2 separate regions of the Mus musculus genome follow, and region 1 is linked to region 2. A link is a loop called in an ENCODE intact Hi-C map of the cell type or tissue named here. Cell type or tissue: heart. All regions are shown on one strand. Each heading gives the region's core, and the rest is flanking DNA. Links, peaks and the distances in the headings are about the cores only.

The links. Peaks named below come from ENCODE experiments on the same cell type or tissue, not always from the same donor. Only the 100,000 strongest peaks of a DNase experiment are listed, where the experiment ranks them.
Region 1: a loop joins it to region 2, with 2.7 times the contacts of the local background. A loop is called at or near these places in 3 of 42 quality-filtered maps.

The regions. Positions count from the first base shown.
Region 1 is chr10:3,713,118-3,722,639 of GRCm38, forward strand. It overlaps A330032P22Rik (RIKEN cDNA A330032P22 gene), which reads left to right and starts at 5,041. Exons shown (of 4, transcript NR_169108.1): 1 at 5,041-5,070. It overlaps Gm30164 (a long non-coding RNA gene), which reads right to left. Exons shown (of 3, transcript XR_003948984.1): 3 at 8,195-8,409. In heart, for the core only: CTCF peaks have their summits at 2,673 and 4,965; DNase peaks (open chromatin) are centred at 2,384, 2,544, 5,034 and 5,374; H3K27ac peaks cover 823 bases.
Region 2 is chr10:3,569,156-3,578,677 of GRCm38, forward strand. No RefSeq gene overlaps it. Among named protein-coding and RNA genes, the nearest start is that of Iyd, 34 kb to the left of the region's middle. In heart, for the core only: CTCF peaks have their summits at 3,989 (motif pointing right) and 4,943; DNase peaks (open chromatin) are centred at 3,996 and 4,946.

The sequences.
Region 1 (9,522 bases), core at 490-8,489, 140 kb after region 2:
CCACCACCCACCAAAGGTAGTGGGGGGAATAAAAGGTTAACAGGGCAAAGAAGGATGTGGACTTGTTTAGAAATAGTCCTTTGGAGCGATTCCAATTGGCATTGTCAGGATACCAGCAGTTCAGTTCACAAGAATCAGTAATCAGCGGTGGTAACTCAATTCACACAAAAACACGAGTCCCAAATCAGCAATGGCATTCTGATCCAGCAGAAACCGTGAGGCTCTGCCAATTGACCCAAGTTGTGGCAAGAAGCTGCCAGAACACCACCAGAAGTTCTCTGGTGTTTTTTCTCTATATGAAGTCATGACAAATGATGACCAGCAAAGAGTGGCAAGGTGAACCAATACCACAAGTCATCGTCTTGGTCTTCGTCGTCGTCCACTCTCGGTTTGGGTTATATTTATACCCTTTCCAAACGTTTCATATTCTCTCAAGTTTCTGCTCTAGCAAAATGTCACATGCTCTTTTTCCAGGCTACTTTCCGAAAAACACTACATGTATATTCTTAGCAAAATACCCCCTCCTAAGACAGTTTCCAGAAAAACATCATATGGCACAATTGAGTCTCCAAAGAAACCAGAAATTTCCACTTCAACTCACGTATGATGAGTGTATATGATATGTACTTCAGGGAATATATCCATGCAGCTCATCCCCCAGCTTCAGCTTCATAATCCGAGACCCTGAAAGAAGCCACAGTGATTTCCTACAAGTATGAGAAAGTAGCTCAGCCTGGAAGGTGTACACCAGTAACCCAGCATCAGGAGGCAGATGCAGGGGAATTGCTCAAGGGTCCATGAAGGCCTGATCTACACAGAAATTCTGTCTCAAAATTTTAAAGAAAGAAACAAAAGAAAACAAGAGAGTGAAGGAAGGAGAGAGGGAGTATTTCTAATTCAAAATGAAATGCTCCAAAATCCAAAATTATTTGACTATCAATGTGACACCACAGGGAAAAATTCCATACCATGAAATTTTACATTATTCACAAATGTACTAAAATATTAAATAGAACTACCAAGGCTCAGTGGTTAAGAGCACTTGCTTGTCTTGTGGAGGACCATAACTCTCTCTCTCCAGCATCTGCATGGTGGCTCACAACCATTTGTAACTCTATTTCCAGGGGATCCAATGCTCTGTTTTTGCCAGTGCAGGGTGTGCATGTGGTGTACATATGTATATGCAGGTAAAACCCTCATGTACATAATTTTTTTAAACTAACATTGAAGTATGTGAGTATAAAGTATACATGAGACCCAGGTAAATTTCACCTTGAGACTGGGGTCCATCCTCAAGGCAATCTGTGATGTATTTTCAAATATTCAAGAAGTCTAAGGATCACACAACAAACAAGAGACCTGCAGTCTGAAACATTTCTGGTTTTCTGGGCTAATTGGTAAAAGATACCAAAGGTAAACAGAGAGGGAAACTACCATTGTGTGTTGTTCCAAGAGAAGCAGAGAAGTAGATATTTTCTTGATTTACATTTCATTTCCCAAACCCCCCTATGCCCTACCCCCTACCCCTGCTCACCAACCCACCCACTCCAGCTTCCCTGTCCTGGCATTCCCCTACCCTGGGACATCAAGCCTTCTCAGGACCAAAGGCCTCTCCTCCCATTGGTGTCCAACAAGGCCATCCTCTGCTACATATGCAGCTGGAGGCATGGGTCCCTCCACGTGTACTCTTTGGTTGGTCGTTTAGTCCCTGGGAGCTCTGGGGGTACTGGTTGGTTCATATTGTTGTTCCTCCTATGGGGCTGCATGCTCCTTCAGCTTCTTCGGTCCTTTCTCTAGTTCCTCCATTGGTTGTGCTCAGACCAATGGTTGGCTGAGATCATCCACCTCTGTATTTGACAGGCACTGGCAGAACCTCTCAGGAGACAGCTATATCAGGCTCCTGTCAGCAAGCACTTATTGGTATCCACAATAGTGTCTGGGTTTGGTGACTGTATATCAGATGGATCCCCAGGTGAGGCGGTCTCTGGATGTCCTTTCCTTCAGTCTCTGTTCCACACTTTGTCTCTATATCACCTCCCTGTCTATATCCCCTCCCATGGATTTTTGTTCCCCTTTCTAAGAAGAACCTAAGTAGCCATACTTTGGTCTTTGTTCTTCTTGAGAGAAGCAGAGAAGTAAATGTGAAGGAAAGAGATTTGAGTAGTGGAGGTGCACATGTAACAAGCAGGAAGTGGGAAAACCAAAAAGGCATGGAGATTTCTTACCCTCCCACAGTACACACTGTTCTTCTGTTAGTCAAGCCCTTTCCTTGGGAAAATAACCTGGAGACTGTCCATGGTTGGTTTCAGATGACCTGGATCTCCATGTGCCCATTCAGAGTCCTGGGTGGCTGTGTGGGAACGGGGAGAGCTGAGCTATTGAGGGATGTCTATCTGCCATGTGAAGGGTCTGCTCTGCCAGGGCCCATGATAGTCAGCATTTTCCAGCAAGCCCTGCTCACATTGTTCTGACACAACCTGTGCTCCACCAGACAGAGCACTGACCCCTAACTAGCATGGGTCATATGTCCTCTCCCAGTGTCATCAGAGATCATTCTGGGTTGTGCACTGACCCAGGACAGAGGCCAACAAGCAGTGGTGTCCCCAGCAGGAGTGGGACAGTGCAGCAGACCCAGAAGAAAGCAAAAGCTGTGACAGAGCGTGCTCTCCAGCAGGAGTTGGCTTTGGCACAGCATCCCAGGAGATTCAGCTCATGCAAAAAGAGGGGTGCTGCTGGTTGCTGTAGCTGTACTGACAGTTGGCCAGCTGCTATGCTGGCTTCGTTCCTGCATATCCAATGCCAGTCATCTTTTGCCTTCACCTCCAGCTCACCTTCTCTGGTTCTAAAGCCCTCTACCTTCACTTCCTCCAATGTAAGGCAGTATAACTAGGAACCAGACATAAATTCTATAACAACAGAGTTCACAAAGGGAGCCAGATGACCCTTATACTCCAACTTTCCCATCTGCAGAATGGGTAAGAGACTATGCTTAACTCGTCACTGAGGATCCCCTTAAAATCACTGGGATACAGGTGCTGCTGATGATACAAGTGTTAGTGCCCTGCACCCTCCCAGTCTGCTCAGTTCATATTGTCCTTGTCTTTTCTTACCAGTTCCTCAACAAATTGTTTCCGATAGTAGCAAATGATGGTGTAAATGTGAAATTAGACCAAATAGAAAATGGTCAAAATCGCTGAAAATCGACTTTGAGCTTATGAATAACAACTAAAAGAAAGATGTTATTCTTGTTAAAAATTCCAAGATGTTATAGAACTCACTGAAAATTGGTGAGAAATGGGTCACATTAATGGCTTTTCAAATTCTCCTCCATGGGGTGCAGAAAATGAGTTTGTTCCATATATCTCGGCATCAAGTCTGGGATTTACAAATAGGGAGTATTGAGTCACTCTGTGGGGTAGTTCCAAGTGCCTGGAGGAATGGCTTGGGGCTAGCCTGATGCCTTCTACTCCTAAACTTCCATCTATCCAATTAGTAGTATCTACAGGGTATCAGTTAAGTAAATAGAGCATTCCAAACTATTGCTGATTTAACTCATTTCTCAGTAACTTCCAATAAAATGAGTCAGAGTGTATACATCTGGCATATAACAGGATCATTCAACTCACACACACATACACAGACACACACACACACACCATATAAAGAAGAAAGAACAGGGAAGAAGGGCTGGTACAACTCAAATCTGCAGCTGGCCTCAAAGAGCTCCTGAGGGTTAAGAGAACATGCCTGCTCCAGAGCCAGTGTCTGTCTGGTGTGGAGATCCCTAGCAAGACCCCTTGAAAAACACCTCATCCTGACCTATTAGTCAGACAGCAGAGGGGTTTGTTTGTTTGTTTGTTTGTTTGTTTCATCTAGTTGTGATGGCTCTTCTTGGTTGTCCAATTGACTACATCTGGACTAACTAAAACCCGAATGGCTGGACATACTTGTGACAAAGTATTTTTCTTAATTAAATTATTTGAAGTAGAAAGACCCACTTCTAATCTGGACCTTTGAGAGGGAAGATCCTTCTTTAGTCTGGGCCACACCTTCTGCTGGCAGTGTATTTAAAAGACATGGAAGAAGGAAGTTTGCTCTCTGTATGCTTGCTCTAGTTCTTGCTAACAAGACTATTTATTGTCATTAGAGCCTACTTCTTCAGGATTCTGGCATAGACTAAAAACCAATTGGGATATCCAGCTTCCTGGACTGAACGACTACTGGGTTCTTGGACCTTCAGCTGGTAGACAGCATTGTTGAACTAGTTGGACCACAGCCTGTAAGCCACTCTAATAAATGCCTTAGATAGATAGATGATAAATAGATTTGTGGTAGATAATAAGTATATGAATGATAGATAATGGATGATAAAAAATACATAATAAATATATGAATGATAGCTAATAGATGAATGAGAGGTAGATACATACATACATACATACATACATACATACATACATACAAAGTCATTCTTTAAGTTCTATTTCTCTAGAGAACCTGGACTAACACATTAATAAAAATGTGGGATTTCTTCAATCTTGCATCATATGCTAATTAAAGCTCTTTGCCTTTAAGGACCCCATAGCTGCTCTCTGAGGAGATCCAGTTGCTTCCCTGCTTCTTAGATAGGAAGATGAAACTGGAGTCCAGAACCTTTAAGTTAGCAGCTCAGGGATCTCAACCTGTAGAAGAGGGAATCCAGGATTCCAGCCCAGGTCCCTGGACTGTAGGCTCCACTCTCAGACAGATGCTGCCCCCACTCCTTGCTGGAGACCAAAGGAGGATTTTCGTTCTCTTGAGACCCTGACAAAGCCAGGAGTAGATCGTTGTTACTATAGTCTCTCGCTGAAGAGTACCACCCCTTTCCTTCCCACACTGAAGATCAAAGAGACTTTCCTGAAAGCCTACAGCAAAGAGCTACTCAGGGAAGGCTGACTCTCCACTCCGCTCTGCCTGGTGGGGAGCCAATCTCTAGGGCCACCACAGGAAAATCTAACAGGATGCCAAGGCTCTGTGTCCAGAGCCAAGCCCTTCCCATCTGTGTCACATGGGATGAGGACTTTGAGCACGGTGAGTTTACAATCGCTTCTCTTCAGATCCACTTGATCATACCTAAACGTGGGAAGGGAACTGGCCAGACAACAGTGACAGCTGGCCAAGAACATGGAGGGAGGCTAAACGCTGGTTCTGATATCAGAGCTGTGCCTTGAAGGACATGCAGGATCGCAGTAGGCAGAAGAACAGACATGCTGTGCTTTGGGGAGGTACGGAACCCTCAGGAAATTGGAGGGCAGTTCCTTCCGCTGGTGCTTGAAGGGTGCTGGTCACCTCGGACTGCGCTGAATGGGTTTGGGAAGCAGGAAGGCCTGAGAGCAGGGAAGAGGGGTTGCCAGCTTCCTTCCGTTTCTCTCCCCGACTCCTCTTCCTGTGGTTCTGAGAATCAGCTCCTCCTTCGAAGTGGATGGAGGGACTTTCCTAGCCTCCTATCTGGACTGAAGCTAGACAGACTGGAGCCTGCAACAATGGCTTTCAATCGAGAGCCAGAACTCGGACTTAGGGGCAGCATTCTCCATAGAGGAGGAAGGGACTGTATTGTTACCTATTTGTGGAAGGCCTCCACACAGAGCATAATGCTTCTAATTATAACCAGCTTCAGCAGGCTGCTTTCTCTTGTTACTGATATAAAACTCTGTTCAGGACACATATATGCATACATGTGTCGTACAAAATCTGAATTATTCAGCTGTACTCCTTGTTGGGGGTGAGAATAACTGGAGGGCCTATAGAGCAGTGTCTTGAAATAAGTCAGAGATTACAAACTCTTCTCTACGTAAAATGTGAACATGATATAAAGAAGGCTGAAGCCCCCTTGATGATATATTTATGTTGCAGGTGTGTTTCCCCACTCATCCCCCTCCCTTCTCCATTGAGTCAACTATTATTAGTATCGTGCTATATGTAATTCCAGAATTCTTTACTATATCTTTATGTAGCTGAACATATGTATCTGTGTCATATGTTCTTATGGACTTGGAGGATGAAGCATGCCTTCTCATAATATAGGAGACAGAAAGTTCATTCCGATACAATGTCCTGTCGTCCTCACTAAAGATAAGCCTTCATTCTTGGTAAACTAACTACTAGTTCTACTTCTTAAAGAGGCATGACTAGTTGAACCTGAGATGCCCTCATCTGAGTGTGAGCTAAAGGGATGCTGCTTTCCCCTGATAATTTGTCTTCTTTTTTAAAAAATTTCAATAAAATGGCATATTGGTGATTGTCAAATATTAAAGAAATTCTTTTGCCTTTGTTGTAAAGAACAAAGATAAATTTCCTTGGGATCTGGATTTATGGAGATGGTAAAAGTCCTCATAAATGGGTTCCAGGTGATAGACCCAACTGGCTGTCAGGCCACCCTTGGGTTACTACATGGATATTAGCATAACTCAGAAATATTGGCAGAACAGGTATGCTGATGTTTTTCTTCTACCATGTCTTTGGAAGGATTTCCACTGAAGTTACAATGCCCAGGATAACTTAGGAACAGGGAAACACTGCAAATCCCAACCTTCCTCCAAGATTTCTTTCTGAGTGATCACAATCTTCAGGATCAGTTTCTTCCATGACCTTGCTAGTACAGTGAGGAGGCAGCCCATCCCTGCATGGAACCAAGCCTCATGTCTCATCAGCAAGTGGGTCGCATGTTGTGATATTCTAACAACATGCAAAAGGTACCTGGCTCTGGATGTGAGACAGTCCTTGGCTTCCCAAGACCTACTTCTCCATCTAAGGAAGACGGAAGCTGTCTTCAGGTTAGAGACTCTAGGCTGTGATGTCACAGATCAATATCAAGAAATTCTGTTGTAAAAGAAAGAACACATACATGAGATAAAATTGTGTCCCCATTATTCCACTTTTGCAAATGACAAGACACCAATGTCACTTAACTCCTGCTTCTCTTTAAAACCCATACTAAAATATTGAAGATACATGTGGAATATTTATCTCTAGGCGATGAAAACCCTGAAGATCTAAGAGAATATAAGTTTAATTGTTACATTAGTCATGCCAGAAAATGACAGTCACAGGCAGCAGCACCCCAGAGTGTCTCACAGGTGTGATGGCAGAGCTCTGTTAATTCCCACAGCAGGGAGCAGAGACTCTGGGAGCCTCACCCTGCAGCTCTGCAGTTCTTTCTAGACAGTGCAACTAGAGACCTCACCCTTTGCCCAGGCTCCTCTCCACATCACCCCATCCCTGGCTAAAGGGAAGAATCAGAGGCCTGTTCCCAAAAGCTTACCCTAAGTGGCTTCTGACAGCCCCTCTGAAGTGTCAGAAGCCAGTGGTGACAGGGCTATGGAGTCACACCCTGTCAGAAGCTGGACCCCAACCAAGCCTAACCAAAGGGTCTCTGTGCATGCCTTGTTTGTCTGACGGAGTTTTCCTTTTCCAAAGAAAAGGCCTTTCAGTTTCTTTGGTTTTGAAAGCCCAGGGAGGTTGCAACACGCTACTGCATAGCACATAGGGGATCATTGGTTCAGTGTTGAGATGAGTGTTCCACTGGACCATTTACACAGCCTCTCTAGTACTCTTGTGTTTTTACCCAGAAGACTCAGGTCGTGTGAGGCTGATGCTGACAAGTTATGTCATTTGCATAGTATGTGTGGCCCTAAGTGAAATCACACAAGCAAAGCTCTCAGTAATACAGAAATCTCAATAGCAGCCATTAAGTGGTCTTTCTCACCACTCAGATTCTATTGCGTCCCATAATATTTGAATACTTGTAGGCCTTCTATGCATTTTTCAACTTCAATACAGGTTATTTTTGTTTGCTTGTGCATGTGCGTGTGCGTGTGCGTGTGTGTGTGTGCATGCAAGGTTCCTGAGGAGGCCAGGAGGGTGTAATGGGTCCCCCTGGTGTTGTTGTAAGCTGGACCGACCTACATGAACTGGGTACTCTTGGAAGGCAGGCTGGGGCTGAAAGAGACTAGACCTCGAGAGAAAATAATGAGGCCAAGACAAGTTTTCTCTGATCAAGGCCTGTGAGTTTACTAAGAGACTGCTTATAAAGGGGGAAGGCCCACCCTCTCCCTCCCCACCCCCCACACCCCCAGTCCATCCTTGGTGCTTTGTCACCATGCTGTCAGGACTTGGTCGCCAGGCTGTTGCTTATTCAGGAAGACAGGTTCAGCCTCTCAGCAGGTAGCAGCATCTCAGAGAAGAGCAGGGCAGTTGTCACTTCAAAAGGAAGCCAGCCAAGTAGGAAAGCTGCACGGCAGGTGGCCCCACCTCAGTGGCGACAAGGTCTGCACCAGCCTGCTTCAGGCTGGGGAGGCTACACCCTGGAGCTTGAGTAGCAGGTGTTTGTGAGCTGCTTGGTGTAAGTACTGAAGAGCAAGTTTGGGTCCTCTGCAAGAACAGGAAACACACTAAGCTGCTGAGACTTAATGTACCTGACAGCAGCTTGTTAGACCACGCATGTGTCCAACATCTGGATACTGAATAGTACTCAGTTTCATAGAATAACAATATATGTTACTTTAAGACAGTGGTTCTCAACCTTCCCAAGGCTGCGGAATATACTTTAATATGCTTTCTCATGGCAACCCCCAATCATAAAATTATTTTGTTGCTAACTTCATCATTGTAATTGTGCTACTGTTATGAATCAAAATCTAATATCTGATCTTTGAGATAGCTGATTTGTGACCTCCCACCCCCAAAGGGTTGGCAGCTCACAAGTTGAAAACTACTGCTCTAGGGGAAAGCAATATTCAATGAAATGCTTTCAGATAAACAGCATGCGTATTATTTAAATGGCCTACCCTCGTCACATTTTTAACATTACAATAAGAATAAATATGCTAAGAGATGAACCTGGGATATTACAAAGTCTGTACTAATGAAGAAAAACACCCAAGTACCTCGAAAAGATGGCTTAATGAACATGTACATCTAATGATCTTTCCTACATATTGCAGAGGAAAAAGAATTCTAGTGGACTCCCCCGAATTCAATAAGATATAACATCCCTTTTCACGAGACTTTTATTTCCTCCAGGCTTTATCGAATTGAATAAAGAATGCCTATGGACTGAAAGATCTCTGGCTGGGTGTGGTTGAACCAGCATACATTACATTTGTTTTCTATGTCTTCCTATGAGAGCATGTCATTTGTCATTATTCATGGCTTAGGTCCTGGGGTAGAGCACGAAAGATATAATTATCAAATAATGCACTCTATGCAAAGCATTTTTGTTCATACTTTAACCCTGAAAATAGGCCTCTGGGCATATAATAAATGCAGAAATGGCTCTGCCTTTTGCTGGACAGACAAGGGATAGACAATAAGCCCCTGAAAGGCTACCGACACCTTCAGCAGGAGGCAACCCTGTCTGTAATGCCGGTGTACAGGCCTCTGCTGACACCCCACCCCCACCCCCTCCTGTACAGCCTTTGAAGAGTTGCACAGAGCTGTGGTTCTGACTTCAGAGGGAATCAAACTGATTTAGGGGAGAATGAT
Region 2 (9,522 bases), core at 872-8,871:
AGACAGTCATACTGGACCAACAGTGCTCACACTGTGTGAACATTTGCTAATATTTAAGACCTGCCAATGCTCTGCTGGCTAGTTTTATATAAACCTGACACAAGATAGAGTTATCAAAGATGAGGGAGCCTCGGTTGGGAAGATGCCTCCATAAGATGCAGGTGTAGGAAGGCCTATAAAGTATTTTCCTAACTAGTGATTGATGGGGAAGAGCCCAACACATTGTGGGCAGAGCCACCGCTGGGCTGGTGGTCCTGAGTTCTACAAGAGAGAAGGCTGAACAAGCCGTAGAGAGCAAGACATGGCCCCTGCATCAGCTCCTGCCTCCGTGTTCCTGCCCTGTTTGAATTCCTGTCCTAGCTTTTATTCAGTGATGAACAGTGATGTGGGAAGTGTAAACAGAATAAATCCTTTCCTCCCTAGCTTGGTGTTTCATCTCAGTAATAGAAACCCCAACTAAGTCAGGTGCTGCTATACTTCACAACCAGAGAAGGCATTAAGGCAAAGGTACAGAAGCTGTGTAACCATTAATGTCAACATATAGGTTGCAGCACATTAATACAGCAGCTGATTTTTTTTATCCTAGCTAGTTCTTCAAAAGTGAAAGCGCAGTAACTAGGCATTATAATAATTCGAATTCTCTAATCTGATCTGGCTACCTCCCAGCCTGATTCCCTAGCTACTAGCATTTTTGTATTGATCTGGATATACACACTGCAATCCACAGACCCAAAGAAGCCAAATAACAATAAGGGCTGAAGGCAGGATGTTTGAATCTCACTCAGAAGGGGAAATAAAATAGTCATCAGAGGTGGATGGATGGGGGGAACTGGGTGTAGGGAGAGCTGAGAAGAGAAGACCAGGAGAATGGTGCTGTGAGGGACTTGGGGAACATCTCTAAGACATATCAGAGAGACCTGGGATAGAGGAGGCTCCAGGAGTCTATGAGAATGACTCTAGCTGAGACTCAGGAGGGGGGATATGAAGCCTAAGTGGCCACCTCCTGTAGCCAGGCAGAACATCCAGTAGAAGGATAAGGACAGTAACCCCACTCACAAAATCTTTGATCCAAAATTTGTCCTGCCCACAAGAAGTGCAGGGAAAAAGATGGAGCAGAGATTGAGGGAATGGCCAACCAATGCCAGGCCCAACTTCAGATTCATCTCACCAGCAAGAACCAATCCTTGACACTATTAATGATACTCTGTGATGCTTGCAGACAGGAACCTAGTGTAACTGTCTGCTGACACTCTCCACCCTGCAGATGACTGAAACAAACGGAGACACCCACAGCCAAACGTTGGGCAGAGCTCCGAAAGTCTTGTGGAAGGGTTTTGGGAAGGACCGAGGAACCTGGAGGGGGTAGGAACTGCACAAGAAGAGCAACAGAACCAACTAACCTGGACCCTTGGGGCTCCTAGAGACTGGACAATCAGCCAAAAAAAAAAAAAACATACAAGGGCTTGTATAAATACCTTGGCTCCCGCACATATGTAACAGATGTACAGCTTGGTCTTCATGTGGGTCCCCAATAACTGGAGTGGGAACTGTCCCTGACTCTGTTGGCTGTCTGTGGCTCCCATTTCTCCAACTGGACTGCCATGCCTGGCTTCAGTGAGAGAGGATGTGCCTAGGCCTACAATGACTTGAGGTGCCAGGGTGAGGTGATACCTAGGGGACCTTGCCTTTCTCAGAGGTGAAGGGGATGGAGGGGTTGGGGAAAGGCCATAAAAAAGGGAGACTGGGAAGAGGGTGGAACTGCAGTTGGGATGTAAAATGAATAAATAAATAAAATATAACCAATGACTACTTTATACTATTAAGATGTTTTGTAAGTAGGCATTGGTGAAGATATGAAAATCTTAAGCCCATGATGGTTTGAATGAGGATGGCTCCCATAGGCCCATACATTTGAATGCTTTCAGTTACAACTGTTTAGGTGGATTAGGAGATGGGGCCTTGTTTGAGGAGGTGAGTCACGGGCTGGGCTTTGAGGTTTGAAAGTACTTCCACTCTTACCACTGCTGCCTTGTTGTGTTTTGAGATGTGAATTCTCAGCTATTCTGGCTACCATGTCTTTGCTCTACTATATGGACTCTAACCCTGTAAAAATAAGCTCAATTAAACACTTTTCTATATGTTACTTTGTTGTCTCATCAGAGCAATAGAAAAGAAACTAAGACAGGCCCTTTGTACATTCCTAGGAAGAATGCAAAATAGATGGAATAAATTACCTAAATAATGAGTGCTCTCGTGTGTGTGTGTGTGTGTGTGTGTGTGTGTGTGTGTGTGAAATTCTGGATCCTTATACACCAGCAAGTATTCTACCACTGGGCACCCTTCTCTCAACTCTAGAAACATAAAGTGGTACAGCCACTGTGGAAAATAACACACTTAAACATACAATTATCAAGCTATCCTATAATTTTTCTCCCAGTTATACACCTGAGAGAATTGAAACCATATTTATACTGAAGCTGTAGATCGATATTTATGGCTGGGTTATTCAAATTTAGTTAGAAAGTGGAGACAACCCCAGAGTCCGTCTACCAAGGAGCACACAGCTAAAGTTGGAACAGCCTTACCATGAGGAACTGTCAAGCCACTGGAAGAATAAAGAATTATAATGCAACCAGCCCATGAGGGAAGCCAGGCACTACAAATCAGTGCTGTTTGATTTCATTCATATGAAATGTCAGAATGGACAAGTCCATAGAGACAAAAAGTAGACTTGTGGTGACCGAGGTCTGCAGCAGGAAGGGGCTAACGGGAAGTGATGGCTATGGACATAAAACTTCTCCTGAGGCTGTAATAATATTCTAGAATTAATCAGAGCTGATAACCTCATGGACTTGTGACTATACTTTAAAAAATCATATTGCTGTGCACTTTAAGTCTGTGATTTTATTAGAAAAAAGTATCACCATGAATAACATGATGTGGAATACGCTAGCCTTAAGGGTTTGGGTGAAGCTAGGCTTTCTTCCCACCTCAATTATTTCACTATTGTTTATATTTATTATGCATTTAGTTACCACACCATTCTTTGCATTGACGTTTCTGTGGATCTTCTTAGAAGGAGCAGTTGTTTCAAAGCAACCTGTAAGATGCACTGTAACTCTGTCTTGGCTGGGGCTTGTTCTCTGGTTTTCCTTCTCTTGGCTTCTTTTTTACACTATCATGGTTGGCCCTGAGTTCCCCTCTCCTAACTGAGGATGGAGATGGCTGAGCAGGGACCTGCCCAGATCCAAGCAAAGGCCAAAGTATGAGATGGTTCCAACCAGTGCAAAAGAGAGGCAGAAGCATCACTAGGCATTCAGTTAGGAAGTTTAGTGCAGGGTGGTGGGAGAGCATTTGTCTCTGCTTTCTTCTTGTTTCTGTTTGTTAGTATACAGTTAGTTGGTTAGTATAGAGTTTATTCAGGGCATAGGGAGGGGAGTCAAGAGGGTAGTAGAGGTAGAGAAAGGCAGAGAGAGAGTAGAGAAGTAGAAGAGTAGAGGCTGGCCATGAGAATGTGGAGAGAAAGGGGGAAGGGAACGGAGAGAGAGGGGGAAAAGGAAAGCAAAAGGGCAAGAGGTGGTCTCTGCTTTCTTGAAGGATGGCCAGTGAGACGGGGAATTCTCCTGTGTGTCCTAGCACCTTCACCACATCCTGGCATCTATACTAAAAAGGGTCAAAATTCTCCTCAGCAAGCAACCTTGCGGAGGGCAGCGGCTGAGTCTACAGAGCCATCGGGTGTTTGGAGCACAGCCATGGTAGTCTTTGGGGCGTGGAGTAGACACTTGGTCATGATGAAGTCAGCAGTTTGAAATCTGGCATCCGTGTGGTGCTCATGAGCTCTTCCTCCATGCTTGGGCCAAGAAACTTGACAGTAGCCACAAATTCGCCACATGAGGGTGCAGAGGATTCGATCTCCTTTCATTATAGCAGGTGGGAAATACAAGGAAGGTGCTCTTCTAATCCAATTCCCATCTGAGGCAGCCATTGTGAAACCACTAGATGGCACAGTCTTGCCAGATGTGAGCCAGACCTTGGACAATGAGTCTTGCTAGATGACATCATCAGATACTTAAAGGAGCTTAGCTGACTGTTATCCACCCCCCACTCCTACCCCCACCAGAGGTTTCCTATGTGTTGGCAGTTTATACCCTCCAGATCGTGTAAATACAGATGTGTTGCAGTTAGTCATCAAAGTCAACTATTCCGTAACTGGAGCCAGGCTGAGAAGGGCCATGTCTCTTTGTTTTCTGTTCAAATATTTTCATGATTCCTCTGTCACACATTCTTTAGTCTTCCATATGGTTACATCAGCACCCAGGGCCTCCTTTCTTCTGTACACATAGAGATACATAGGAAAAATCACTCATCTTTAATATACAGGAAATTCTTGTACAGCAAATAAAATTTCCATCTCTTATGAGGATGTCATTCATGTCTTTTGCAATGCCTTCTCCAGCTTTGAGGAAGATCCCAGAAAAAGAAAATATCCAAAGACCTAAAGGAAACAACTACTTGTTTTAATGTTTTTATTTATTATGTTTTAATATTTGTTTATTTATGAAGATACACATGCAGAGGTCAGAGGAGAACCTTTGGTTTTCTTCTTTTTTTTCCCACCATGTGGGATCCAGGGATCGAACTCCTGGCAGCAGGCCACTGAGACATCCAGAAAGCCCTTAATTATTCTATTTATCCATCTTTGAAAATTTTTTCTCCCCAAAAGTAAAAGTTTTATTTGTAGTCAGGGGCTGTACCCACAGGACCAAGCAGCTTAGTGAGACTATGCCCATGGTCATTTAACATAGGCCACCTCCCAGTGCATCTGTGGTATCCACCAGCATCCACCCCAGGGAAGAAGTGTGGTAGGGCTTCATGACAGACAAGTTCAGCTTCAACAAAGGAAAGAGAATAGATTTACTTAGCCCGAGGTCACTGCATATGACCAGCAGGGGGCCTGTCCTGAGACCGTGAGAACTTGTAAGAGGTTCTGACTTCTGGTGAAAGCTGAAAAATTGGGGCACTGGGTCCCTGCTGTTACCCCCAGAAATATTGGCCTTTGAGACCTCATGAGGCAAAGCATGAGGAAATCCCACGGAGGGCTGGGGAGATGGCTCAGTTGCTACAGTACTTGATGAGGCACACTGGCCAGTTAGTGTAGCCCATTAGGCTACACACATCCAGGACCCAGTGAGAGAAATTCTTTCAAAAAACAAGATGGCGGAGACATATCTGAGGTTGACCTTTGACCTTGACAGACAGCTTGCATACATAAATGCACACAGGCAAACATCACACACACACACACACACACACACACACACACACACACACACACACACTTTCTCCCAAGCCTCTTGAGGTGGTACCAGCCCCCCAGAGTAGACAATGGCGAAGACAAGACAGCAAATTCAAGGTGCCAGGTGACTGGGCTGAATAGACCCCATTGTTGAGTTCTCCTCCACTCTCTGTGGCACCATGTTTGCTCAGAGAAAGAACAAAAAGAATGGAGTCCAATTACAAAGCAAGGGTGTGAGCTAGGTTGGGGTTTTTTTTGGGGGGGGAGTTGGTTTTTTTTTTGTTTTTGTTTTTTAATGGTGTTTGAGAAACAGCCTTCGATTGTGTCAACAGGATTGTAGGAGCTATTTATGGCTGTATTACTGCAGTCTCTGGAGATGACCTTTAATTCTAGAACTATACGGTTAAAGAGTTTATTTTTAACCGGCCCATTCTCTGTGACATAAAAAGAATCTTGTGGCACTTGGATAGCTGTTCTGTGGTAGGACATCTTTAGTTTTTGAATATGTGGGATCAATATCTATATGTGATTACAACATTCTTATAACCTTTATTCGCCTTTTGTTTTTAAGCCCTACCTTCCTCCTGACAGTTCTTTTGACCCAGATGCTATGAAATATGCTGTCAAGGCACATTTACTTTACAAATTGCACATCCTATAAGAAAACACAAATATTGAGGAAAGCAGACATAAGCTCAGTTTTGTAATGCTTAAATTAAATCTCAGGATGGTAGGGACTTACCAGATTTGCTCTTGACATTGGCTATCTAAAGTAATGATGGATAACAGTCGCAATACTTCGGATATTTCAGAGATTGGCACAGGGGCAGTGTACATACCACATCCAGCACAGTGCAAGGTGGGTCCCTTCAGAGACAGAGAGGGAGCTATGCTGTGTGCACTCAGTCAGACATCCAGGCTCTTAAATCTGGTTACTGTACACTGTAGTCTTCACCCTTCCTAATGCTAGGACACTTTAATATGGTTTCTCGTGTAATGGTGACTCTCCACCACAAAATTACTTCACAGCTACTTCATAACTGTCATTTTGCTACTGCTATGAATCATAATGTAAATATCTGATGCACAGGATATCTGAGATTCGACTCCTATGAAAGAGTCTTTTGGCCTGTAGGTTGGGAACCACTGCTACAGTCTTCTCTTACCTTGGCTTTCTCTACCAATGCTTGGCTTCCAAAAACAGGTTGAAAAGGTACAAATGTGGGTGGCAGGTGGACCATATGGAGGATTTATAGTCCACTTAACTGCTGCACAAAACAAGAGATACACTGTTTCTGCTTTTATTCCATTGGTGAAAACTAGACCCTGAGAACCATCTCAGGGAGAAAAGAGGCTGAGTATCAGTATCAAATGTTCTGGCCTCTACAACACACCAGAGAAACATGAAGTTCAATATGTTATAGCTTAAGTTAAGAAATGCCCTGTTCTGCTCTTTGACGCAGTCCTTAACAGATCCTGTCTGTTCACATCATACCCAGACAGGACTCAGAACATGCTAGCCTAAGAAACAAATTCCCCTCTCCACATGAGGCTTTGACCAAGGAAATCTTGGCTTTTTTCAAATTCCTCCTTATGAAGAAAAATAGCTGTAGGTCCATGTTTCTCAACCTGGGGATCACAACGCTTGGCAGGGAGGTGGTTGAACGACCCTTTCACAGGGTTTGCCCAAGGCCATCGGAAAACACAGATATTTACATTATGATTCATGATAGTAGCAAAATTACACTAATGAAGAGTAGCAATGAAAATAATTTTATCGTTGAGGGGTCACCACAACATGAAGAGCTGTATTAACGGGCTGTGGCATTAAGAAAGTTAAGATGCAACACTCTAGGTTATTCGTTGCTGTGGTAGCTACCTTAAATGGTCAACTGCCTAAGTCTTTTGTTAATGTGGCCACCTATGATTCCTGTCTCCCAACATTCACTCTGTATGTCTCCTTCTGGGGAGAAGAAGGCTGACTGTGTATCCATGAAGATACTTTGAAACTGGTGGAGAATAGGTCAAAGACATCTTTGTGACTCCTTTGCTCTTTCTTAGCTGAGTTGCTTTTGAGGGAAACCAGCTGTTTTACTGTGAAAATGCCTGAGGATCCTACAGAGAGAAAGGTCCATGTGTCAGGGAATGCAGTATCTTTCCAAGAGCCAGGGTCATCACGCCATTTTGGCATCATCCCCTAGTGCCAGTCAGAGCTGTAGATGGCTACCGCCCTCAATGATCCTACAATGTCCCATGAGACTCCCATACAAAAACTGCTTGGTCAGGACTATCTAAATTCTTGATCCACAAAAATAGTGAGAGATAATAAAAGACTATTGTTTGCTTAAGCCACTAAGTTCTGGAGCAATTTATTTTATGGTAATTTATTTATTTTTTTTCCATTTTTTATTAGGTATTTAGCTCATTTATATTTCCAATGCTATACCAAAAGTCCCCCATACCCACCCACCCCCACTCCCCTACACACCCACTCCCCCTTTTTGGCCCTGGCTTTCCCCTGTACTGGGGCATACAAAGTTTACGTGTCCAATGGGCCTCTCTTTCCAGTGATGGCCGATTAGGCCATCTTTTGATACATATGCAGCTAGAGTCAAGAGCTGCGGGGTACTGGTTAGTTCATAATGTTGTTCCACCTATAGGGTTGCAGATCCCTTTAGCTCCTTGGGTTCTTTCTTTAGCTCCTCCATTGGGAGCCCTGTGATCCATCCATTAGCTGACTGTGAGCATCCACTTCTGTGTTTGCTAGGCCCCGGCATAGTCTCAGAAGAGATAGCTACATCTGGGTCCTTTCAATAAAATCTTGCTAGGGTATGCAATGGTGTCAGCGTTTGGATGCTGATTATGGGGTGGATCCCTGGATATGGCAGCCTCTACATGGTCCATCCTTTCATCTCAGCTCCAAACTTTGTCTCTGTAACTCCTTCCATGGGTATTTTGTTCCCAATTCTAAGGAGGGGCATAGTGTCCACACTTCAGTCTTCATTCTTCTTGAGTTTCATGTGTTTAGCAAATTGTACCTTATATCTTGGGAATCCTAGGTTTGGGGCTAATATCCACTTATCAGTGAGTACATATTGTGTGAGTTCCTTTGTGAATGTGTTACCTCACTCAGGATGATGCCCTCCAGGTCCATCCATTTGGCTAGGAATTTCATAAATTCATTCTTTTTAATAGCTGAGTAGTACTCCATTGTGTAGATGTACCACATTTTCTGTATCCATTCCTCTGTTGAGGGGCATCTGGGTTCTTTCCAGCTTCTGGCTATTATAAATAAGGCTGCTATGAACATAGTGGAGCATGTGTCCTTCTTACCAGTTGGGGCATCTTCTGGATAAATGGCCAGGAGAGGTATTGCTGGATCCTCCGGTAGTACTATGTCCAATTTTCTGAGGAACCGCCAGACTGATTTCCAGAGTGGTTGTACAAGCCTGCAATCCCACCAACAATGGAGGAGTGTTCCTCTTTCTCCACATCCACGCCCAGCATCTGCTGTCACCTGAATTTTTGATCTTAGCCATTCTGACTGGTGTGAGGTGGAATCTCAGGGTTGTTTTGATTTGCATTTCCCTGATGATTAAGGATGTTGAACATTTTTTCAGGTGCTTCTCTGCCATTCGGTATTCCTCAGGTGAGAATTCTTTGTTCAGTTCTGAGCCCCATTTTTAATGGGGTTATTTGATTTTCTGAAGTCCACCTTCTTGAGTTCTTTATATATGTTGGATATTAGCCCCCTATCTGATTTAGGATAGGTAAAGATCCTTTCCCAATCTGTTGGTGGTCTTTTTGTCTTATTGACAGTGTCTTTTGCCTTGCAGAAACTTTGGAGTTTCATTAGGTCCCATTTGTCAATTCTCGATCTTACAGCACATGCCATTGCTGTTCTGTTCAGGAATTTTTCCCCTGTGCCCATATCTTCAAGGCTTTTCCCTACTTTCTCCTCTATAAGTTTCAGTGTCTCTGGTTTTATGTGAAGTTCTTTGATCCACTTAGATTTGACCTTAGTACAAGGAGATAAGTATGGATCGATTCGCATTCTTCTACATGATAACAACCAGTTGTACCAGCACCAATTGTTGAAAATGCTGTCTTTCTTCCACTGGATGGTTTTAGCTCCCTTGCCGAAGATCAAGTGACCATAGGTGTGTGGGTTCATTTCTGGGTCTTCAATTCTATTCCATTGGTCTACTTGTCTGTTTCTATACCAG